Regions from separate parts of the Homo sapiens genome. Here region 1 is linked to region 2. The links are chromatin loops, found by intact Hi-C in ENCODE. Cell type or tissue: heart left ventricle. All regions are shown on one strand. Links, peaks and the distances in the headings refer to the core of each region. The heading gives the core; the rest is flanking DNA.

Region 1 (12,809 bases), core at 3,163-8,162, 58 kb before region 2:
AGAATTTAGTGAGAAAAAAACTAACTCTTGTGTAATATTTATGATTTCCAAATTTATTATAAACTTATACTTAATCTTATTTTTGTAAGAACAGTTTTACACAAATTGAGAAAGAATTAGGAATGGTTATTGATCAGCTATCTTAAAATTAAAGACACTATGGACATTAAAAAGTATAATTTAATCTGCATTTCTCTGATTAACCATTTTTTATAAATGAAATTGTGTCTTTTTACTCTTTTCACATAAGATAAGGATTTACTACATTTTGGTTTTACACACAGATTTTCCTGTCTTTAGTTTGAGAACCAAGTTTTTTATGATATGACTAGTTAGATTTATATAAATAGATCAATGCAAGCAAAAATAATATATTATTTCTCTCAAATGATCCCCCTCAAGTCTACCACAATGAGAGTTCTAGGAAAGAGGCATAAGCATAGATAACGTTAGGAACAGTGGCTATTTTGGTTGAGGAACAAGACAAGTAAATCCACTTTATGATTAAGTAATTTGAGCTCTATGCCCCACTTAGGAAAGGAGAGGTTGGAGCAAAGAGGAATTAAACAATTCAAAAAATAATATTATATGAGTTGTCACTGGATAAAAAGGTCGGTTTGGAGGTGGATTTGGTTATTGAAAGGAAGGTGAAACTTGGAGAAAGGTTTGAGGTTAAATAAGGGTTCATGTGAGAAGAAATTCTAGATGAAAAACATGCTGGATGGGATTAATGACAGATGAGACTTTACAGAAGAAAAGCTTAGGAAACTTGAAACAGTAGCAATAGAAACTACTTGAAGAGAAATAAAGATTAAAAAAAAAGACAGCAACATCAAGATCCGTAGGCTACCCACCAACATCTTTTTATATAAGTATCTGGAATTGCTAAAGGAGACAAAAGTAGAGAGAAAATAATTTGGAGACCTAATCTTCAAAGATTTTCCAAAACGATAACCATAAACCCATAGGGCCTAAAACCTCAATGAACCCAAATAGTAAGAAAAACAAAGTTAACTATAAAAGGCATATCATAAGCAAATTACATAAAATCCATAAAAGGGAAAAAATACTTAAAGGAATCAGAGAAAAATACAACTATGGATAGAGGATCAAATATAAAGAAAATGAAGATTTCATGTCAAAACAGTACAAGCTATATGACAGTAAAGCAATGCCTTCAAAGTACTGAAATGAAAATAACTGCCAAATGAGAATTATTTAACTAGTGAAAATATCTTCAAAATACAAAGACAAAATAAAACATTTAGAATACATAAAAAAGTATCCGAAAAAAATCATCAGAAAATTAAAGAAATGCTTCCGGTAGCAGTAAAATGATAACCATATAGTAAATTAGACCCTCACAGAAAAAGGGCACTAAAAATTATAAATATATGTGTAAATATAAATAATATTTTTTGTTATTATTTAAATTTGTGTTAAAGATTGTGACTGTTTAAGCAAAAATAATAACAATGTATTGCGAGGCTTGTAACATGTCAAATATAAAAGTCAAATACATAAAAACAATATCATGTAAGCCAGGAAAGGAGAAATGAAATTACATTGTTGCAAGGATTACATACTATATATGAAGTGGTATATCACATTAACATAGGCTGTGATAATTTGATAAGTTAAAAATGTACACTACACACTATAACATGCCACTAAAATAATAAAATAAAGATTTATAGCTAATAAGCCAACAAACAGCACAAAGTAGGATCAATGAAAACATTTAATTAGTGCATAAGAAGGAAGAAAATTGGAGAAAAAAAGCAAATGACAGATGGAACTTCCAAGTACAAAACAATTAACAAGGTAATTATCACATTAATGATTACATTAATTGTAAGTAGTCTAAATACCCCAATTAAAAGTCGGACTGTGGCCAGGCAGGGTGGCTCACCCCTGTAATCCCAGCACTTTAGGAGGCCAAGACAGGAGGATCCCCTGAGGTCAGGAGTTGGAGAACAGTTTGGCCAACATGGTGAAACCCTGTCTCTACTAAAGATACAAAAGTTAGCTCGTCATGATGGCAGGCACCCGAAATTCCAGCTACTCCAGAGGCTGAGGCAGAAAAATCACTTGAACCCGGGAGGCAGAGGTTGCAGTCAGCTGAGATTGTGCCACTGTACCACTCCAACCTGGATGACAGAGTGAGACTCTGTCTCAAGAAAAAAAGTCAAACTGTCAGACTGCATAAAAAACTATGACCTATTTGTACGCTGCTTATGAGACACCTATTTAAAGCTAAAGATAAAATAGGTTAAAAATAAAAAGACAGAAAAAGATATATCAGGCTAAATCTAAAGATCAGAGAATTCTACCAATTGTGAAAGGCAAAAACGATAGCATTTCTCCTGTCTTCCAGAAAAATTGCTGAAAGCCACAGGCAAAAAATACATAAAGAAATAAAAAATAACAAATCACATACTTGGTAAAGAACATGTGTATAAAATATGTTTAAAAATGTAATAGCTTAATAAAAATAAAATAATAATGCAGACTATTTCATTGATCTATGTACAAATTTTTTCAGCATGGGTAAAGGACTTTCCTTCTAGTCCTAGTTTAGTAATCATTTTTATCATGAATGAATGTTGAATTTTAACGAATGTATTTTCTCTCTCTAGCAAGAGAATTACATCATTTTTCTAGTTTAATCTGTTAATACAGTGAATATACTAACTTTCAAGTGTTAAACCAGTCTTACGTATGCCAGATAAAACTTACTTGGTCATGATATGTTTTTATTTTAATATATTGCTGGATTTCATTTGCTAATATTTTGCTGGAGATTTTCTTTATTTTTATTTTTATTGGTAATAACAGCCTCTAGTTTTCTTATTTTTGTCTTGTTTTTGTGTCAGAGTACTGCAGACCTCATAAAATGAATGAAAACTTTTCCCTAGTCTTTAATTTTTTGGAAAATTTGCATACAATTGGTATTACTTCTTCTACACATGACAGGAAGAAATCTCTATTGAAGACTCCTTGATTTGGAATTTTTGTGGTTGTTGGAATTTTTAAAATTATGAATTCAACTTATTAAAAAATATAGGATTACATAAGCCTAATATAGTGCTATCATTTTAATGTTTATAGCATGTGTTATAATATCCCCTCTTTCACTTATTGGTAATTTGTGTTTTTCATCTTTATTTTGCTCTAAGTGGCTTGATTTAGCAATTATAGTGTATTGTTCTTTCCAACCAACCCCCTATTGGTGTTATTGATTTCCATTATTTAAAAAAAATTAACTGTATTCATTTCTACATGCACTTATTATTTATTTTTGTGTTGTTTAATTTTCTCCTGTTTTTATCTCTATCATTTAAATGGAAGCTTTTTCATTGTTATGCAATATTTTTATTTTCTAATAAATTTTTCTTTACCGGTCAGTTTGCATCACACAGCGTTTATATGTTGTCCTTTCATTAACAGTTTGTTTAAAATATTTTCTAATATCCACTGTTTCTTTTTGACTTGCAGGTTAATTAGAATGGTGATATTTCCTTTCCAAGTATTTGGGTAGTTTAGAGATATCTTTTTGTTCTCTCATCGATTTCCAGTTTAACTATGCTGTGATCAGAAAACATACGTTATATTATTTCTATTATTTCTTTTTTCTTTTCTTTCTTTTTTTTTTTTTTTTGAGACAGAGTCTTGCTCTATTGCCCAGGCTGGAGTGCAGTGGCGCAATCTCGGCTCACTGCAACATCTGCCTCCTGGGTTCAACCAATTCTCCTGCCTCAGCCTCCCCAGAAGCTAGGATTACAGGCATGTGCCACCACGCCTGGCTAGGTTTTGTATTTTTAGTAGAGATGGAGTTTCGCCATGTTGGTCTGGCTGGTCTCAAACTCCTGACCTCAGGTGATCCGCCCTCCTCGGCCTCCCAAAGTGCTGGTATTACAGGTGTGAGCCACCGCATCCAGCCAGCCACCATGCGTGGCCTGTATTATTTCAATTACTTAACCATGATCCAGGATTCAACTTATCTTAATTAATGTTCCATGCCCACTTGAAAATAGTACATATTCTTTCATTGTTGGGTATAGTGTTGCATAAATATAAACTATATCAAATTGGTTGATAGTTTTGGTTGAATATTTTAAATCCCTGCTGATTTTATTGATTCTCCTGGTTACCGAGAAAGGAATGTTAAAGTCTACAACTATAATTTTCTGAGTTGCTACATTTAAAGTAGATGTCTTAGAGACAATATACAGTTGGTTGTGCTTTTCAAAGTTTTAATGTCAATCTCTGTATTTAACTGTAATATTTAGATTATATATTCTTCTTGTAATTATCCATATACTTGGAATAATATATACCAACTTTTTAGTTCTATGGCGTTTTCATTTTATTGGTTCAGTCTCATTCTTAGGCATACCTTTTGTCTAGATTTGGTTTTCTCAGTGATCTTTGTCTTTCTTCCCAAGATAGACAATTCTCTAGAATCTATAACCAGCCTTGTGTCACAAGAATTTTCCAGCTCTTTCACAAGATCCTATCTCAGTGGTCAAGGATGTTTGTCACTCTGGGCTTAAGATGGTTTCTTGTGGTTACTATTCGCCTTGAAGTATATTGATTTTGCTGCTCTTTCTACTGTAACAAAGGCTTCCATTCCACAGGGGAAAGGACGGAATAGAGGTATGTGCCTCTTCTGTAGCAGCAGCTACTTCCCTCCAACACGCCTGCAACACTCTAGGAAACTTCTCTGGTATCCTACCCTGATCTCAATATCTCTCATGAACCCCTGTTGAGGCCAATGAAGAAGAAATTCTTTGTGAGGTCAAATTCCCCTCACGAGTTTCAGGGTTTCTAATTTCTCACTCTAGTCTAGTAATTTGTCACCTGACCTTTAGAAAGTTCTTAAAAGTGTGGCTAAAATCACCAGACCCTCTTTTAAGCCGGACTTCTTTTCATCTTACAGTCTGCTCCAGGGAAGCTCTTGTCTGTCTCTCCTTTAAGTCTTTGTCTGTCTCTCCTTTAAGTCTTTGTCTTTCCTTAGATTTCAAACTAATTGGTTGCCTTGTGACCTTAGGTCTCTAATAAGCTCAAGTAAATACATGATCTTTGTAGTGTAAAAAGAAAGCCTTTAGACAAATTTGACAGTTTGCTTGAACCAAGAATGATTCATGAATTGAAAAGCATTCAGAACCAGAGGAGCTTAGGAGAGCTCCACCCAGCAGCATGAGCAGTAAGCTGTTATAGGCCAAGAAAAGAAACATGTGGGAAAGAGTTTCTGGGATGCCAGATAAGTTGGTCTCCCCTGTGTGAGACACCCATGGGGAGCCATGGGCGGCCTCTGAGGAGAAAAGTCTCCTTGAGAGGTGACAGCGTGCTGGCAGTCCTCACAGCCCTCGCTCACTCTGGTCGCCTCCTCTGCCTGGGCTCCCACTTTGGCGGCACTTGAGGAGCCCTTCAGCCCGCCGCTGCACTGTGGGAGCCCCTTTCTGAGCTAGCCAAGGCCGGAGCCGGCTCCCTCAGCTTGCGAGGAGGTGTGGAGGGAGAGGCGCGGGCGGGAACCGGGGCTGCGCGCGGTGCTTGTCTGCCAGTGCGAGTTCCGGGTGGGCGTGGGCTCGGTGGACCCCGCACTCGGAGCGGCCCCCGCACTCGGAGCGGCCGGCCAGCCCCACCGGCCCTGGGCAGTGAGGCACTTAGCACCTGGGCCAGCAGCTGCTGTGCTCAATTTCTCGCCGGGCCTTAGCTGCCTGCCCACGGGGCAGGGCTCGGGACCTGCAGCCTGCCATGCCTGAACCTCCCCCTGCTCCACGGGCTCCTGTGCGGCCCGAGCCTCCCCAACGAGCACCACCCCCTGCTCCACGGCACCCAGTCCCATCGACCACCCAAGGGCTAAGAAGTGTGGGCACACGACACGGGACTGGCAGGCAGCTCCACCTGCAGCCCCCGTGCTGGATCCACTGGGTGAAGCCAGCTGGGCTCCTGAGTCTGCTGGGTAGGTGGAGAACCTTTATGTCTAGCTAAGGTTCTGTACTAGCTCAAGGTTTGTAAACACACCAATCAGCACCCTGTGTCTAGCTCAGGGTTTGTGAATACACCAATCCACACTCTGTATCTAGCTACTCTGGTGGGGCCTTGGAGAACCTTTATGGCTAGGTCAAGGATTGTAAATGCACCAATCGGCACTCTGTATCTAGCCCAAGGTTTGTAAACACACCAATCAGCACCCTGTGTGTAGCTCAGGGTTTGTGAATGCACCAATTGACATTCTGTATCTAGCTAATCTGGTGGGGAGGTGGAGAACCTTTGTGTCTAGCTCAGGGATTGTAAAGGAACCAATCAGCACCCTGTCAAAACAGACCACTGGGCTCTACCAATCAGCAGGATGTGGGTAGGACCAGATAAGAGAATAAAAGCAGGCTGCCTGAGCTTGCGGTGGCAACCTGCTTGGGAACCCTGTTACACTGTGGAAGCTTTGTTCTTTTGCTCTTTGCAGTAAATCTTGCTGCTGCTCACTCTTTGGGTCCACACTGCTTTTATGAGCTGTGACACTCACCGTGAAGGTCTGTAGCTTCACTCTTGAAGCCAGCGAGACCACGAACCCACTGGGAGGAGAGAACAACTCCAGACGTGCCACCTTAAGAGCTGTAACACTCACTGCGAAGGTCTGCAGCTTCACTCCTGAGCCAGCAAGACCACGAACCCACCAGAAGAGCGAACACATCCGAACATCAGAAGGAACAAACTCCGGACACGCCACCTTTAAGAACTGTAACACTCACCACGAGGGTCTGCGGCTTCATTCTTGAAGTCAGTGAGACCAAGAACCCACCAATTCCAGACACATCCTTATTGCCTTCATGTCTTGATGCCCCGAGAGCATAACAGCTCGGGGCATGCCACGGGTGCGTGGGGAGATAACACTCCCTTGAAGTACTGGAGTATAATCAAACAACTTGGCTCCTGCTGAAACCCGCTCCCACCTGTTTCGGTCCTGGTAAGAGCTTAAGTAGTTTAGACACACGCCTTTGCTCGAGGAAATTGACAGAAACCGCCACTGCTATACATTTTATTGAATGACTCACAAGTTCTCCTTTACTGATTAATTCTTTTCCTCATCCCTTCTTACCTCTCCCATTTGCCCTGAGAACAAAGAGCTTGTAAACCAATAAATTGGGTGGAGGCTGAGAGCTCTGGGCCGTGAGCAAGCCTCTGCTCCGGTCCCCTGGACCTGCCTTTTAAACTCTTATTCTGTCTCTTTCTAATTCCTTTGTCTCTGCTGGACTTGGGGTACCCGCCCGGCGGTGTGGGGCTGGTTTCCCCAACAAAACAAAAAAGGGAAATTGTCTGATTGGCTACAATTAGGTATCTGCCTTATCTGGGTATGGTGTGATGAGGCATTTGCTTTATTTGGGCATAGTCTGATCCTTGGCTACCTGTGATTGCCTGAAGTTCAGCTGTTTGTGTCTGGCTGAAAACCAGCTGTTTGTTACAAGACTATACTAATAAGCATGGTTTTGCCTGCCTGCCTTCCTTCTTCCTTTCCTTTCCTTTCTTCTTCCTTTCCTTGCCTTTCTTCTTTTTTTCCTTGCCTTGCCTTTCTTCTTCTTTTCCTTGCCTTGCCTTTCTTCTTCTTTTCCTTGACTTGCCTTTCTTCTTTTCCTTGCCTTGCCTTTCTTCTTTTCCTTGCCTTGCCTTTCTTCTTCTTTTCCTTGCCTTGCCTTTCTTCTTTTTTTCCTTGCCTTGCCTTTCTTCTTCTTTTCCTTGCCTTGCCTTTCTTCTTCTTTTCCTTGCCTTGCCTTTCTTCTTCCTTCCCTCCTCCTCTCCTTTTTCCTTTCCTTTCCTTGTTTTTTTTTTTTTGACAAGGTCTCAATCTGTTGCCCAGGCTGGAGTGCCCTGGCACAATTACAGCTCCCTGCACCCCTGAACTCCCAGGCTCCCACCTCAGCCTCCCCAGTAGCTGGGACTACAGGCATGCACCACTATACCCGGTTAATTTTTGTATATTTGTAGAGATGTGGTTTCATTGTTTTGCCCAGGCTGATGTCAAACTCCTGGGCTCACGGAATCCACCTGCCTCCACCTTCAAAAATGTTGGGATTATACACAGGAGCCACTGCTCCAGGCCTTGGTTTGTTTTCATAATAAGTTGTGTTACAGTTTGTTACGTAGGAACTAAAAGTATGGAGATAGTCTGTCAATGACTGTCTGCTTTTTAAATTTTACAGTAGATTGTATATTTGTTTCAACCCCCCACCCCCACCCTTGGTAATAGAGTAGAAGTAATGGTCTTCTCAGCTTTTTATATACTAAGCAGAAACTAAAAATGTAGGTGTATGTTCTCAAATTCAGGATGTGGTTACTATTTCTGTCAGATATATTGAATCTTTACAGATTGTACTGGAGTTGATTTTGAGCACATCTTTCATAATTTTTTTAAACTGAAAGGGAGATAGAATTTTCTATTAAATACTTCTTGAGACTTTGAAATAGAAGTTATCTTGAATTTAAAGTGTCTCACACGTCCCTGTGAAGAGACCACCAAACAGGCTTTGTGTGAGCAACAAGGCTGTTTATTTCACCTGGGTGCAGGCAGGCTGAGTCCAAAATGCGAGTCAGTAAAAAGTGATGGGATTATCATTAGTTCTTATAGGTTTTGGGATAGGCGGTGGAGTTAGGAGCAATGTTTTGCGGGCAGGGGGTATATCTCACAAAGTACATCCTCAAGGGTGGGGAGAATTACAAAGAATCTTCTTAAGGGTGGGGGAGATTATATAGTACGTTGATCAGTTAGGGTGGGGCAGGAACAAATCACAATGGTGGAATGTCATCAGTTAAGGCTATTTTCACTTCTTTTGTGGATCTTCAGTTGCTTCAGGCCATGTGGATGTATGCGTGCAGGTCACAGGGGATATGATGGCCTAGCTTGGGCTCAGAGGCCTGACATAAAAGTAAAAACAAATTTCAGAAGCTCTATTCTCTGAAGGAATAGGAATAATTACAAACTTTTTTTAAATAAGAAATATAAATTGGTCATATAAAACAATAATTTTTTAAAAAATTTATTAAGGTAATTACCACAAAGGTTTTGATAGTGTAAAACAAATATACATGAAAAATATGAAAACATCCTAAACAACAAACTTTTGGAGTTCTGAATCACGAGAAGTTGATACATTGACCTCTTAAAGCTGTTTCTACTTTCTTTTTACATGAAAATTACCTGTACTTGGTAATGTCAATTAGTAATTTATGCTAACTTGTTAATTGTTAAAGATTGAGACTTTCTCTTAACTTGGGAATTCATTTTGTTTTCAAACTTTCCCCCAAATAATGAATATTTTAACAAACAACATTTTTGCTATGTTTTTAATTTTTAAAATATACACTTTAAAACAAGCTTTGTTTATCTTTTCTCTAAATAAATCAATGGCTAATTGTAAAATCAATAATCAGACCAACACTTCTATCAGGCCTGCTTATATAGCATTCTAGCTATAGAACATTATCCGAAGCATTCTAGTTTCAGAACAGTCTTAATCACTATGCTATAGTGCCTCTTTGAAAGTTCTTTACATCATATAGATTAGTGGCATTCAATTATTTTTTAAATTTGTTTTTGTTTTGATTTGCTGTTGTTTTTAGCCATGATGCCTTTCCTTAAATGAAAACCTAAGCAATCTAAATAAAATTATACAGATAAAAACTAGTGTAGTTCCTTTGTTGAAAGCAGAGGAGAGGCCCTCGCACTTGGGAACACATTTCTTGGCTCTTTCTTCTCTGAGGTTGCACAGCTCATAAAGGGGCATGCCTCTGTGGGTCACATTTTTAAAATACCAATCCAGGTGAAAACTATTTTTTGAAAAACTATTGAAGGTATCTGGATAGATAAGCAAGCATTTTTTTATTTAGATATATATATATTTAAAAACCATTGCAGTATATAGCATCTTTTTCAGTATCTTTTTCCAGACTTTGACAGGTTCATGAGGCATTATCTATTTCCAGTAGTTAATTCTCATTACTAGTGATTAACAATGATGATGGAAAAACCAAAGATGCCATTTTAATGACAGACATCTGAACGTAATGCTTGCCAGCCTGCCCAGGAGAGTGAGGCTTTCAATCACATTTAAGATGCTCCTCTCGTTAAATTATGCGGTTTATATTCCAGGACCAGTAAGAAAATAAACATATTTGATATTTAAGGAAAACAGGAACACAAACTAAAACTCAAGAAAACAATGAAATATACAGAAAGTGCTGCCATGTCTTCTAACACTGCTGGAACTGTGCCCATTCTATTCCTACCTTGAGGAATCCACACTGAAAGATAAACAAAATTCTGCTGCTGGCAAATGTTCCAAAATGATCACAAACCACATACCCCCTCCTCCACCAGCACCAACTCCACCTTTACCATAGATTTAAGAATTAACAGAATATATGGGACCATAATATTTCTGAGCTACATTGAAAAATGATAGCGATACAGTTTCCTTAAGCACTTCTCAGGTTTGTAGGAAATGTGTTGTTTAGTTGTGTGTTGGATCACATTAATATTGTTTTCCAGATCAGTATTACATGAGCCTGCACCATGAGGTCAGCCTCGGCCTTGTGACTTTGGTCAGTAAGATGTGAGCAGAATTAAGTTGTGTCACTTCTGGGTAGAAGTTTCTAGGGTCTATATAAGTTCTTTTTTTCCTCTTTGCAGTTTCCAGCAATGTCCAGAGATTGGTTGAGTCTGGAGTAAGAAAAAAAAAACATGCAGGATAATTGTGAAAAACATGACAGAGTGGGAAACAAGCACCTTATATTTTATGTCAATGAGATTTGAGAATTGTTTTTACTAAAGGATAAGCTAGCTCATTCACACTGGTATAGGGATAAGATACTAATATGCTGTTTTAGGAACAAAGAAATTTCGGTTTTAAACAGTGGGCAAATAAGATTCTATCATTGACCACTAGAGGATACTGCTTCTCTTTAATCCAGAAACTTTTCAGTCTTTGTTAGCGAAGCTCCAGAGTTCTGTAGAGATGAAATGGAATGGAGGTGGAATGAGAAAGCTTCTGAAGTGGAAAAGTGGACCTCCAATCCATTTTGACCATTTCAGTTCTGCTTTAATCAGTCATCCTGTCCCCCCGTCCATTGAGATTTTATGTAAGAAGTTAATTAACCTAATTTGCCTTCTCTCAATTTCTTATGATGTGTCCTGTTCATAAAAAGACTGTGTGATCAGTAAGGGGAGTATCTTTAGAAAAGTAAAAGTTTGAGAGCAAAGATGTTGTATGGTGTCTTCAGCCCTGGTCCTTAGGGCAGCCTTGCCCAGCAGATGCAGACTCCTCTGGTCACAAGTGCTAATTATTATCATCACCCAACTGTAGTTTCTTTGTGCTTTTCAAGAGGATTTTTCTCCAGAGAATATTTGTGTCAAACAAGGAAAATAAGTGTTACACTTTCTTTTAGAATTACATTTTTATTTATACATTAATGATTTCTCATTTGGTCACGTCAGTCTCCTATGAATTTGGCTAATGTGAGCCATTTCCACTGAGGTCACATTCCCTTAAGCACATGCAAATGTTACAAAAGGGATTCTGGAAGTTTGTAACCTTGTCTCAACCTGTGACCCTGTGAAGCCTTGCCTGGACTGGAGGCTAAATTCCTTATATAACAGGCATCATTTCTGTTTGCTGATCTGTACCTTTAATATAAGGCAGTGTTGTTTATTCTTTAGTTGTTCGTTAACATTTTCTCTACTTTTAGCACAGTAGAAAGCATTGAGAAATGCTGAGCTGAGAAATGAGCTCAGCTCCCACCAGTATATAAATTTCATTTGGAGTTTATCAGATTTTAAGAGTATATATATTATACTCTTAAATCTTTCCTAAAATACTGAAAAATTAATGTGTTATATATATATATATATACACACACACACACACACACACATACACACACACACACATATATATATGTGTCTGAGAAAGATTTATGGTATCTTTGTGCCCTGAACAACTACTGGCACCTCTAAATGTTTCTAACCTTTCAAGAAGCATATTAGCATGAGGAACACTATATGCCAACTTCAGAAATTTCAACCTTCCTAAGATTTTTTATTTAAAAGTATTATTTGAAATACTAAAAGTGTTGTTATTATTTCCTGAAGCACTATACTAAAACAAATCATAATTTTAACACAATGATTCAGAACTAGCAAAAAAAACTCATAATGTCTCCGGGCTGAAAATCACAGCTAAGCCTCATATTGTGTTTCTCAAAAATTAAAAAAACACATTTGAAAAACTTTGTGTAGAGCAACCTGAACAAATGACAATTGAAGTTCATAAAACAGAATAAAAAAAAAGTCCCCATTTTTTTCAATGATACTTTATTTTCATTCATTTAAATTGATTTTGAGACTAAGACATTTTTTACTGCAGTGTCTAAGAAGAGTAGAAAATTTGATAAATTTGTATTGAAACTGGTTTGGGGTTTTGGGGTCTTCATTCTCAAATTAGATGTTCTCTTTTTCTCAATAGCTCTAAAGTTGGAGAGACCTTTGAGATGGTATTGTTTTAAATTTTCCTCTAGCTGGGCATATTTTGTTAAAGATATTAATGTTCTTAACTGATCGATGAGTAGTGTTGGATTTTATCTAAAAATCCAAAAAAAAATAGAATAGTAATATCACTTTTCCAAGCATTTCCTGGACATCTGACTTTTTATCCTCTTCTTTTTTATTTTTTTCTAATTTTCTGTTACCTGATGAAAATATTTTTTTATTGGTTCATATAGTCAATTAGGATACTTTGGTCCAATTCTCCAAATTT
Region 2 (12,809 bases), core at 4,601-9,600:
ATATCAGCAGGGTGGATCTTAGAAACAGAATAGTGAGTGAGTAGCTCCCAATAAAGGGGAAGGTTTTAGTATATGTCAACATTTCAGTTCAAACCTTGGGACAGACCTTCATGGAATCCACTTAGAAAGCTTGGGGACAAAATAAATACAGATCCAATTCATTGCTTGCTGACATAGCCTATGACAGGGCATAAGAAGTCTGAAGTTTAAAATTAATGTATTCCCAGATTCTGGTAATGGCAATGCATTTTTAGATTCTGTTGAGGCTCAGAATTGTGTGTGAAAGAAAGCTTTTACTTGCCAGAATTAATTCTTTTTAAGTGAGCTGCTTGAAAATGTAAAAAAACTTCAGTAGAAATAAGAGTAGATGTATAGGAAAGCTTGTGATTTTTGCACATTGATTTTGTATCCTGAGACTTTGCTGAAGTTGCTTATCAGTTTAAGGAGATTTGGGGTGGAGACAATGGGGTTTTCTAAATATACAATCATGTCGTCTGCAAACAGGTAATTTGACTTCCTCTCTTCCTATTTGAATACCTTTGTTTCTTTCTCTTGCCTCATTGCCTTTGCCAGAACTTCCAATACTATGTTGAAGAGGAGTGGTGAGAGAGGGCATCCCTGTCTTGTGCCGGTTTTCAAAGGGAATGCTTCCACCTTTTGCCCATTCAGTATGATATTGGCTGTGGGTCTGTCATAAATAACTCTGATTATTTTGAGATACGTTCCATCAATACCTAGTTTATTGAGAGTTTTTAGCATGAAGGGGTGTTGAATTTTATTGAAGGCCTTTTGTGCATCTATTGAGATAATCATGCGGTTTTTGTCATTGGTTCTGTTTATGTGATGGATTATGTTTATTGATTTGCATATGTTGAACCAGCCTTACATCCTAGGGATGAAGCCAACTTGATCATGATGGATAAGCTTTTTGATGTGCTGCTGGACTCGTTCTGCCAGTATTATCTTGAGGATTTTTGTGTTGATGTTCATCAGGGATGTTGGCCTGAAATATTCTTTTTTTTGTTGTGTGTCTGCCAGGTTTTGGTATCAGGATGATGCTGGCCTCACAAAATGAGTTAGGGAGGAGTCCCTTTTTTTCTATTGTTTGGAATAGTTTCAGAAGTAATGATACCAGCTCCTCTTTGTACCGCTGGTAGATTTTGGCTGTGGATCTGTTTGGTCCTGGGCTTTTTTTTGTTGGTAGGCTATTAATTATTGCTTCAATTTCAGAATTTGTTATTGGTCTATTCAGGGATTCTATTTCTTCCTGGTTTAGTCTTGGAGGAGGTGTATGTGTCCAGGAATTTATCCATTTCCTCTAGATTATCTAGTTTATTTGTGTAGAGGTGTTTATAGTGTTCTCTGATGGTAGTATGTATTTCTGTGAAATCAGTGGTGATATCCCCTTTATCATTTTTTAATGTGTCTATTTGATTCTCCTCTTTTCTTCTTTATTAGTCTGGCTAGCAGTCTATCTATTTGGTTAATCTTTTCAAATACCAGCTCCTGGATTCATTGATCTTTTCTGAAGGGGTTTTCGTGTCTCTATCTCCTTCAGTTCTGCTCTGATCTTAGTTATTTCTTGTCTTCTGCTAGCTTTTGAATTTGTTTGCTCTTTCTTCTCTAGTTCTTTTAATTGTGATGTTAGGGTGTCAATTTTAGATCTTTCCCGCTTTCTCCTTTGGGCATTTAGTGCTCTAAATTTCCCTCTAAACACTGCTTTGGCTGTGTCCCAGCGATTCTGGTATGTTGTTCTCGTTGGTTTCAAATAACTTATTTATTTCTGCCTTAATTTCTTTACTTACCCAGTAGTCATTCAGGAGCAGGTTGTTCAGTTTCCATGTAGTTGTGTGGTTCTGAGTGAGTTTCTTAATCCTGAGTTCTAATTTGATTGCACTGTGGTCTGCGAGACGGTTTGTTATGATTTCCGTTTTTTGCGTTTGCTGAGGAGTGTTTTACTTCCAACTATGTGGTCAATTTTAGAACAAGTGCAATGTGGTGCTGAGAAGAATGTACAGTCTGTTGATTTGGGTGGTAGAGTTCTGTAGATGTCTATTAGCTCTGCTTGGTCCAGAGCTGAGTTCAAGTCCTGAATATCCACGTTAATTTTCTGTCTCGTTGACCTGTCTAATATTGGCAGTGGGGTGTTAAAGTTCCCACTATTATTATATGGGAGTCAGAGAGCCAAATCACGGGTGAACTCCCATTCACAATTGCTACAAAGAGAATAAAATACCTAGGAATACAATTTACAAGGAATGTAAAGGACCTCTTTAAGGAGAACTACAAACCACTGCTCAAGGAAATAACAGAAGACACAAACAAATGGAAAAATATTCCATGCTCATGAATAGGAATAATCATTATCATGAAAATTGCCATACTACCCAAAGTAATTTATAGATTCAATGCTATCCCCATCAAGCTACCATTGACTTTCTTCACAGAGGTAGAAAAAACTACTTTAAATTTCATATGGAATCAAAAAAGAGTCCGTATAGCCAAGAAAATCCTTAGCAAAAAGAAGAAAGTTGGAGGCATCATGGTACCTGACTTCAAGCTATACTATAAGGCTATACTAACCAAAACAGCATGGTACTAATACCAGAAAAGATATATAGACCAATGGAACAGAACAGATGCCTCAGAAATAATGCCACACATCTACAACCATCTGATCTTTGACAAAACTGATAAAAACAAGCAATGGAGAAGGGATTCCCTATTCAATAAATAGTGTTGGGAAAACTGGCTAGCCATATGCAGAAAACTGAAACTGGACCCCTTCCTCACACCTTATACAAAACTCAAGATGGATTAATGACTTAAACGTAAGACCTAAAACCATAAAAACCCTAGAAGAAAACCTAGGCAATACCATTCAGGACATAGGCATGGGCAAAGACTTCATGACTAAAACACCAAAAGCAATGGCAACAAAAGCCAAAATTGACAAATGGGATCTAATTAAAATAAAGAGCTTCTGTACAACAAAATAAACTATCATCAGAGTGAACAGGCAACCTACAGAATGGGAGACATTTTTTTCAATCTATTCATTTGACAAAGGACTAATATCCAGAATCTACAAGGAACTTACACAAATTTACAAGAAAAAAAAAAACTACCCCATCAAAAAGTGGGCAAAGGATATAAACAGACACTTCTCAAAAGAAGACCTTTATGTAGCCAACAAACATATGAAAAAAAGCTCATCATCACTGGTCATTAGAGAAATGCAAGTCAAAACCACGTTGAGATATCACCTCACACCAGTTAGAGTGGTTGATCATTAAAATGTCAGGAAACAACAGATGCTGGAGAGGATGTGGAGAAATAGGAATGGTGGGGAGTGTAAATTAGTTCAACCATTGTGGAAGACAGTGTGGCGATTCCACAAGGATCTAGAACCAGAAATACCATTTGACCCAGCAATCCTATTACTGGGATATATATACCCAAAGGATTATAAATCATTCTACTATAAAGACACAAGCACACATATGTTCATTGCAGTATTGTTCACAATATCAAAGACTTGGAACCAACCCAAATGCCCATCAATGATAGAATGGATAAAGAAAATGTGGCACATATACACCATGGAATACTATGCAACCATAAAAAAGGATGAGTTCATGTCCTTTGCAGAAACATGGATGAAGCTGGAAACCATCATTCTCAGCAAACTTACACAGGAACAGAAAACCAAACCCCACATGTGCTCACTCATTAGTGGGAGTTGAACAATGAGAACACATGGTCACAGGGATGGGAACATCACATACCAGGGCCTGTCGGGGGGTGGGGGTCTAGGGGAGGGATAGCATTAGAAGAAATACCTAATGTAGTTGATGGGTTGATCAGTGCAGCAAACCAGCATGGCATGTGTATATCTGTGTAACAAACCTGCATGTTCTGCACACGTATCCCAGAACTTAAAGTACAATAATAATAATGGAAGAGTAGGGGGTATTTCCCAGTACATGGGGACTGAGAAAGAAGCCAGCAATAACATGGACTCATGTTTAAAAATCATTATTGATCCAGAGAACCATGGGCATTAGGCTACTGGACCTCAACAAAATAATCTGGGGATCTCAGGGCTGATATTTCTGGCTACTGTGGATGGAAACACTTATAGTACCCTGCTTCTTCCAGAAAACCACACACACACAAATGTAAAACTAGACAACCTCTCAGAACACAATCATTTGTGGACTCTGTTAACTGACAAAGGAAATCAATAACTCCATCCTGGTTTTCCTATAAACCTTCTGCCCATAGCTTTTTAGTTCTCATTATTGAATCTGTTTCTTTTGACAGATTATCAAATATCAGTTTTTGAGTGTTTCATGTTTCCTTTTCCCATTTTCAGAATCGTCAAGCATTTTTCATCGAATCTCATTATTTTAACCGTATGTACCAATGACTCCTGATTAGATATTTTAAACTCCATCTTTTTAGTTCCAAGCCCGGAACTCTAATTGCTACTGGACATCTCTACCTAAATATAATAAAGGGGGTTTCAGATAACATGTAAATAACATGTTCATTATAATCAACCACATACACAACTTATTCTTTGTCTTATATATCATTTTCAATTTAGTGACTTCATCTATTAAGTAGTGATGCAAGTTAAGGCAATCTTGGAATCTTCCATCTCTCTCATTCAATACAATCAATAAATCAACAACTGCATTCACAGTTTTCAATATTTACTGCCTTGCCAAACTCCAGGAACTTGTTTCATCTTGCCTTAACAATTGTAATTGCTTCCTATTTCTTTCTTTTTCCTCCAACATTGCCTACTTTAATTCATCAAAACCTTTCCTGACTTTTATATGCTCAGCGAAGCCTTTTATTTTGTACTCTGTCCATTAAGGCCAAGTCTACTGATTAGATCATACTTTGCTTATTTAATTAATTTTTAAAAATTGATTGATAACCTTGTATATATTTATAATAGACAACATGATTTTTAAGTTATATATACATTGTGAAATTGTTAAATCTAGCTAAGTAACAAATGCATTACCTCATATAATTCTTATAAGACTGGACAGTAGAATAGTGGTTACCAGAAGCTAGTTGGTTGCAGGGTTGGGAGGTTTGGAGATGTTGGTCAGAGGATACATAATTACAGTTAGACAGGAAAAATGAGTATAAGAGTCTGTAGTTAACGATTATATATTTTATTCTTGAAAAATAAAAACAGAGTGGATATGAAATGCTTTTACTTATTTAACTTTTATCAGCTGATTTCGACACTTTGAAGACACAGGACATGTTTTAGTCATTTTTGGTTTTATAAAATCGAATATTGATCCTCTCTTATAAGAGATGAAGATGCAGTCATTTCTGACTATATGAATTGATATTTATATTTTTAAAATAGTTGTTTATTTTTTATTCAACCTACAGTCAAATTTAATAACTGTCATTCATATGTATTTGAAGTTATTATATTGATTTTATTTAGATGGACCAAATCAAGCATTTCCAGAGTGAAAAATAATAAATCTTATTAAAATATACTGAGTAAACTGGGCTGCTCTTAGCTGTAAGAGAGAGAAAGCACAGTTTAAACTGGATTAAACAAGTGGAAATTTATTGTTCAGAAAAAAAAGACATTCAAAAGTTGAGGTGGAGGTAGGGGTAACATTAGCTTGTCTATGTTAGTTTAATCTACAGGCTTGGAGGAAGTAGCTGCAGTAATTTTATATGTCACAACCAAATTGTGACCCCTTATGGAGCACACATAGAAACGATGTGCTTCAATGACTTTCTTAGGCGTGAGAAAAAAATTTTGATAAATCTTGTGACTAATTTTCTCTTATTTTTCATTGGCCCTTATTTGGTTACCTGCCCATTCATAAGCCAATCATTCATTCTTGGAAGGAAAAGTATTACTATATTTGTTTTATAAGAATCACAATCTTAACTCCTGGAACTTGAGGTGGGGGCCACATTTCCCTGGATCATGTGAGAATGCCTGAAGAAACTAGATTGATTTTAGTAAGTAAGAAGTGGGAAAAGGACATGAGGAATTAATTAGCACAGAGCTTATACACAGCCAAGGCTACAGGACTCTTCTTGGGTCCACCTTCCTCTTTGTCTCTCTGGTGGAAAGTGCACTGTTAGTAGGGCTTAATGGAGTAGTTACATACATAATGATTTATTTATCTATTGGTATGATTCTCTAAATACTGTCTGATGTTTTCCTTCATCTTTTACATCTTGTACTACTAATTTTTAAGATTTCAGCTTCCTTTGAAGTTATAGGATCATTTGATTTTAGAAGCTATATGGCATGTGAAGAAAAATGTAAAAAAATCACATGCTTCAGGCTTGCATGTACTTTGTCACAGCTAATTTCATGATTCAGCTTTTCAAGAAAGTGAACTCTATTCATTCTTGGGGTTGGTTTTGCAAATGTCTTTTCAAGTTAAATAACCATTTAGAGTTGCCTCCACTATTATACACAAGGACAGAGTTTAGAAACCAAGATCTTAAAAACACAGTGAATTTTTGAATGAAGACACTTTGAAATGATGGTGTTGGTGCTAGTTTTCATCTTTGCTTCTGGGATATAATTTTACTTTCTTCCAGAACATAAATTGGTAGAAAGAATCATTATAAACAGCAATGAAATTATACAGTTGTAATTTGGGAAAGACTGATGTTTTAATTAATTTTGTACACAGGACACTAACATTTGCATTCCAAAAATGCAGTTTTATGGATATAATATCCAATTTAATTTTCATATTATTTTATTCTAGAGAGTAGAGTTTCCTCAGTTGGAAAATTGGTGAAAAATTCCATTTTCAATCAGTTATGTTTATTGCTGTAAAGTATTTGATAGTCATAGTTGCTATTCTAAAATTATTTGAAGATTAATTATAATATAATTTTAGTGGGGAAGAAATTTAGCAGACAATGTAGATTATTTTGCTCTCCTAGAAAATTTATATTTAAATGAACTGTATTTCTATATAATGCAATTTCAGCATATTGTGTGCCCTGTAAAATAAATGAAACCTCAATTACTGCATGTTGCAGAATCAGTACTTGTAAAATGATATCTAGGGAATTTCACTTCTACATACCAAGCAAAATGTAATGTTAGTAATACTGTAACTTACCAACAGTTGATTTTCTTGGATGGGAGGTGAGCAAGTTTTCATCAAAATGTTAAGTAAATAGTTTGAATAAAAAAAGAGGACATGTTAATATTTTCACTGTTCTCTGCACTGAAAAATTTCATTCTCTTAACTTCTTATATGTCAACTAGTAAGTAAAACACTAGAATGATGGTCACAGTATTTAAGACACTCATTTCAGACATGGTGTCCATACCAGCTCTCTTGAATCATGGATATTTACTATAAAAACCTGAATTTCAGAACAACTACCTTATCACTTTAGAAATACTACCCCCTCTGAAAAATAGCAGTATTGGAATAAAAAAGACTCCTGTGTAATGCTAGTAGTAAAAGACTTTCTGTAAAGGGACATTGAGTAGAACTTTGAAGGAATGAGAGGAAGAATGACTCACTAAGTTTATCACCAGTGCACAAAAACTGTTATGCAAGAGTCACAATGTCAATTGATTTGGAACTGTGTGTGCACATACACATTACACACACAAACACACACACACGCACACATTCAGTTTTAAGCCTGAGTGTTCCTAGATGAAAGAATCCCAGGTTAGAGTGTTTAAGCCAGGGCCATAAAATCAAGTTACAACTTATAATTTTGAAGTAAAATTCTACCACGGACAACAGTTATCCAGAGTCACACTCACATTCATACGGTAGCTCCAAGATGGAATGCAATTTGGCTTTTAAATAAAATCACTGTATGCCAAAGACATTCAAATAACCAACAGAGTACTAAGAAGATCGTACTTGTTTTAGTCAAGGTACAGTCACCTATACCAGGAATTGAAGTGTGGGAAAAATTAAAGGAATTATTAGCTAGAAAAAAGGAGGTGAAATTGGTCACAGGAGCACCCTAAGGAATAAAAAAAAAATAAATAACAAAGAAAGTGGCTGCTATCTCTAGGACCAAGAGAGAATGAATAAAAAAGAAATTAAGCACTTAGATGATTCCCTTTTTCTCCCTTTTTCAGCTCCCCGGTGTTGAGATTATAACCTTGTCAGTCAGGTCATGGCTTTGACAGAAACAAATGGAGTACTGGTGACAAAGAAACTTGCCAGAGGTTTGGGCCAAAACTGGACTGAAGAAACTGGATATTGTGTAGTAGAGGTACTTGCTGGAAAGTGTGGCAGTCTGGAGCTGAGTCAAAGGAATGACTCATAGGGTGGTGGAGAAATTCACCAAATGGTGAGCTTTAGTTGTAACTGGTTCACAAAAAGTATGTAGTAGGCAGCTGAGAAATTCACTGGAAGGCGGGCTGAAGTTAGTCCATGGGAATGATTCAGTAAGTGCTGAAAAACTTACTGGATAGTGAAGGTGGGCTAAAGCTGGTCAAAGGAATGGCCCCTGAGTAAGCAAAAAAAAAAAAATCACTGGTACATATGAGTAAGGTAGAAGTGATCTGCTAGGACTACTGAGGTCAGTGACATGCCCTCCAGCATACCACCAACGGGCAACCATGCTGAAGGAGAAACAGAACCCCAGGATAAGGGGAGCTCCTTCTTCTCGTGATAGCCTTGCATCATCACTCCAGTAGCCTTTGTTGACATAGCTTCTTTTGTCCTATCTAGCAAAGGAGGCATTCAGAGTGCAGCCCCAGTATCACAAAGAAGGGTAAATAAGGATAGATTGGAAATGAGGGGCAATACATTGATAACTGTTACAGTGCCTATTAGTGGTGATAACATGTATAGCTATTTGTCTTCAACCTTAATTTAGGTTATAAACACCCCTTTATATTTTTAAGACTGATCCATGTTGAGTGTTGCTGAATTATTAATGCGCACCTTTTGTGCATTAATGCTTCAGATTCTTTGAGGCACAACTTGTTCCTGGACTCTTATCCCCCATTCCAGCTGAGCCACCCTGGTTGTGACTGACACTGAGTATGCCTGTTCATTTGCCCAGAAGCTGCCTATAGACCAAATTCAGTTACACAGAAGTGTGGTGGGGTTACTTACCGGTCAGACAAATTCTGAGCAGTGAAAGAGTGCACAGGGGAGGTGGTTATAAAGTAAACTCCTTTTTAATGTCTTCATCTAATGGATTTTTCCAAGGATAGTGGCAGTCTTTGTAAAGGAAATAGAATTTGGTAACAGATGAACTAATATCTTCTTTCAACTCTTTACCACATTTTATTTTAGTATCACTCTTCTTGCCTGGGCCTCCTAAGGATCAATACATTAATAGCAAAGCTTTCCTTTATATTTTTGTTTCTCTGTTTTTGAACTTACTTGATCGAAGATTATCACTATACAACATAATTTTAAATGATAGATGCTCAAGATATTATTTTGGATTTTAATTACAAACTTGTTTGAAAGCAATATGGGCATCATTCCTCTTGGTAACTGAGAAAGTAATTATTCTTGGCAGGAAGTGACATAGCATTTTTAAAAGCTTTTTTTGTGATTAACTAAGATAGAAACACGTAGACTTTAAGGCATTGAGAGGGCAAGCAGCCATAACACTTAATATGAGTAGCAGTGATAATTATGAAGACTGTGGACTGGATTCACCTGCTTCAATGTTATTTAGACCTTGCAGTAATAAAATGGTAAGTTTAGGAAAGTAAATTTTGATGTCAGGGTACCAAAAATTATTTTTGATCCTATGGCTGTGGCATAAGGAGGTAAGGTGATAAATTGGGTTTGGAATCAATTGATGGCTCAGTTTGTTCACAAATCTATACTATGTTTAATTTATTGATACACTTTTGTCTGTTTATCAATGCATCTGTCAACCTAACAGCTAACATATCATTACATACACTTTTGACCCAAGGATTAAGATAATTATAGTAATAGAAAAGGCCAAATGAAGGCCCAGGAACTGCCTACCACCGTGACACATTATCTTTATGATAGAAAATAAGAAGAGATACTGTGCTCCTGAATGAATTCAAAAGTTAGAGTCACAATCAAATATTGAAAGATACAAGGTGATATTCGCCATTCAATTTATCTGTCAGGCCTCTTGATAGAACAACTAGGTTATGGTGGAAATCAGTGGACTACTGTAAACATAACAAGAATATATTCTTTATTTCAACTATTCTATATTTTTATATTTACTGGTATGGTATTTACTGGTATGATATTTTATATTTACTGGTATGGTAACACTGTGTCTAGGATTTAGTTTGTGCCCATTCTTTTTTTTGCAACTTACATTAAAGCCAATTCATCTTTGTATGGTAAGGACAACAGTAAATTTTTACCATATTGTCTACATTGCTACTGTATTAGCTGTAATTATTCTCTTGCTGTTAATTAAAATATATATACACACAAACATGTATGTACATGTGTGTGTATACACATACACATGCATTTTAAGAGACAGAATCTTGCCCTTTTGCCCAGGCAGAAGTGCCGTGGCATGATCATAGCTCACTGCACTTCCAACTCCTGAGCTCAAACGCTCCTCTCACCCTCAGCCCCTTGAGTAACTGGAACTTCAGGCATGTACCACCACAACGGGCTAATTTTTAAAACTTTTTAGAGATGAGGTCTCAGTATGTTGCCTGGGCTGATCTCAAACTCCTGGCAGCAAATTATCCTCCCATCTCAGCCTCCCAACTTGCTGGGACTATAGTCAGCTCTATAGGCAGTGCCTAGCTCTCATTAAAACATTATATGGGAATAACTTGGTCATAATCCCTTTTTGAAAGACATCGTTCTGTTCTTCTCTATTAATAGCACATTTGGGAACAGCTTTTAGTAGATAGAGAAGGAATGCACCTGGACAGGTGGGTAAAACTCAATGTCACTTACCTTTGTTTACATTCTTCCTGAATATACAACAAAGACTTCATGATGCCTGTGATGGTTAGTTTATGTGTCAACTTGATTGGGCTAAGGGATGCCCAGATAGCTGGTAAAACATTATTTCTGGATGTGTCTATGTGGTGTTTCCAGAAGAAATTAGCATCTGAATCAGTAGACCGAGCAAACAAGGTCTGCTCTCAACAATATGGGTGGGCATCATCCAATCCACTGAGGGCTGGGACAGAGCAAAAAGAAGGAAGGGCAAATTCACTCTCTATGTTTGAGCTGAGACTTCTATCTTTTTCTGCCCTTGGACATCAGCACTCCTTGTTGCCAGATTTTCTGACTCAGAATGAAGTACATCAATGGGTTTGCTGTTTCTCCAGCTTGCAGAAGATGGAGCTAGCTAGCTAGATAAATATATTGATCGATAGATAGATAGATAGGTAGGTAGGTAGGTAGATAGATAGATAGATTATTGGTTCTGTTTTTCTAGGGAACTGCGACTAATACAATAATAAGACCAAATAAAGGAGAGATGAAAGGAATTAGTTTCAAAAACAATTTAATGAAGAGTTAAACCTTTATGATAGCATTAACTGGAAATGAATTGTTACCATATTACTGGCACATCAGCATGGATCCAAAAGATAAAGGTAGAGAAAAACTTTTCTGGTACATAGAGGTGCAATCAGTAAACTTGGTTATCTACTTCCTATGGAAGAAAATTGTTCTGGAATATATATACATGTATGTCCTATCTTCTGTGCAAGGTAACTGTAAACACCTGGTCAGTGGGCTGGCATGAACAACTTAGAAGATAAGTGCGAGGTAGTTCTGACACAAATGTATACATATATATATAATATATATATATATATGAATTTCTGTTCATGAGTAAAAATGCATGAATCTTTGTGTTTCATTTAAATGTCAAAGGATAGCAATGGCACAGATGAGTTTTTTTTTTTTTTAGCCAGCAGGTGGAGAAGAGTATATGCTATGGAAATTAGATAGCTTCTTTCCTGTGCCACCTAAGTTATTTAAAGTGGGCCCATGGGCAGGGTGGACATAGTAACAAATATGAGGACTATGCATTGTTCTAAGAAAATGGAATTCTTCTTAACAAGGCATCTAGCTTTTGACACTCATCAATGCCCAACCTGCTCGCAGAAAAGAAAGATGCTGAGCCCTTGATAATGCATAGGAAACTGCCTGCCACCTAAGAGCTGGTCAATTACATTATATTTCTTGCACTTTGAGAGGTGTAGCTATTCATTTTACCAGATTTAATACACATTCTAGAGAGACAGATGATTTTCTTCATCGTGCTGTCTCTATATGCAGTCTGAGGGCTTATAGAATGCCTGATTCATGAACATGGTATCAAAAGCAATGTTGATTCAGACCAGGAGGCACATACTATGCAAAGAATTGGAACAATAAGCTTAGGATCATGGATCTCACTGGCTTTACATTATGCTTTATCACTGAGAAACAACCAGACCGTTAGAAGTGTTGAAGGCATATGTAAGTTTTTGGGGAACACCTTGTGGAGTTATACCAGGAAAGACAACATACATTGAATCATTTGCCAATATATGGTGGCATGTTCCAATAAGTAGATTAAATGATCCATGGAAATGAGGGATTCAAACAGTAAAACACATCTGGCCATCGTACCCACTGAATCATTTGTGCAATTATTGTTTCTCTTTCTTGCAGCTTTAAGTTTTGCCAGGGATGGTATCCTAGTTCCCAGAGGGAAAACATTTTGTTCTAGGGGATACTAATGATGATGTTGAACTAGAAGCTTCACCTAACGCATGTCTAACTGCCCCTGCCAGTTGGAGTGTTGGCCAAGGATGA

Evidence for each region. Hi-C counts contacts between places; a loop is a spot of excess contacts. Peaks named below come from ENCODE experiments on the same cell type or tissue, not always from the same donor. Only the 100,000 strongest peaks of a DNase experiment are listed, where the experiment ranks them.
Region 1: it touches region 2 in a loop (4-fold over the local background); 1 of 110 quality-filtered maps calls a loop at or near these places.

What each region holds. Positions count from the first base shown.
Region 1 is chr1:195,715,981-195,728,789 of GRCh38, reverse strand. It overlaps LOC105371671 (a long non-coding RNA gene), which reads left to right and starts at 6,891. Exons shown (of 3, transcript XR_922391.1): 1 at 6,891-6,970. RefSeq lists an enhancer at 7,746-8,275. In heart left ventricle, for the core only: no CTCF peak of the experiment used is centred there; a DNase peak (open chromatin) is centred at 5,569.
Region 2 is chr1:195,659,592-195,672,400 of GRCh38, reverse strand. The region is part of intron 2 of LOC105371671 (a long non-coding RNA gene); the gene reads left to right. Among named protein-coding and RNA genes, the nearest start is that of LINC01724, 420 kb to the left of the region's middle. In heart left ventricle, for the core only: no CTCF peak of the experiment used is centred there; no DNase peak of the experiment used is centred there.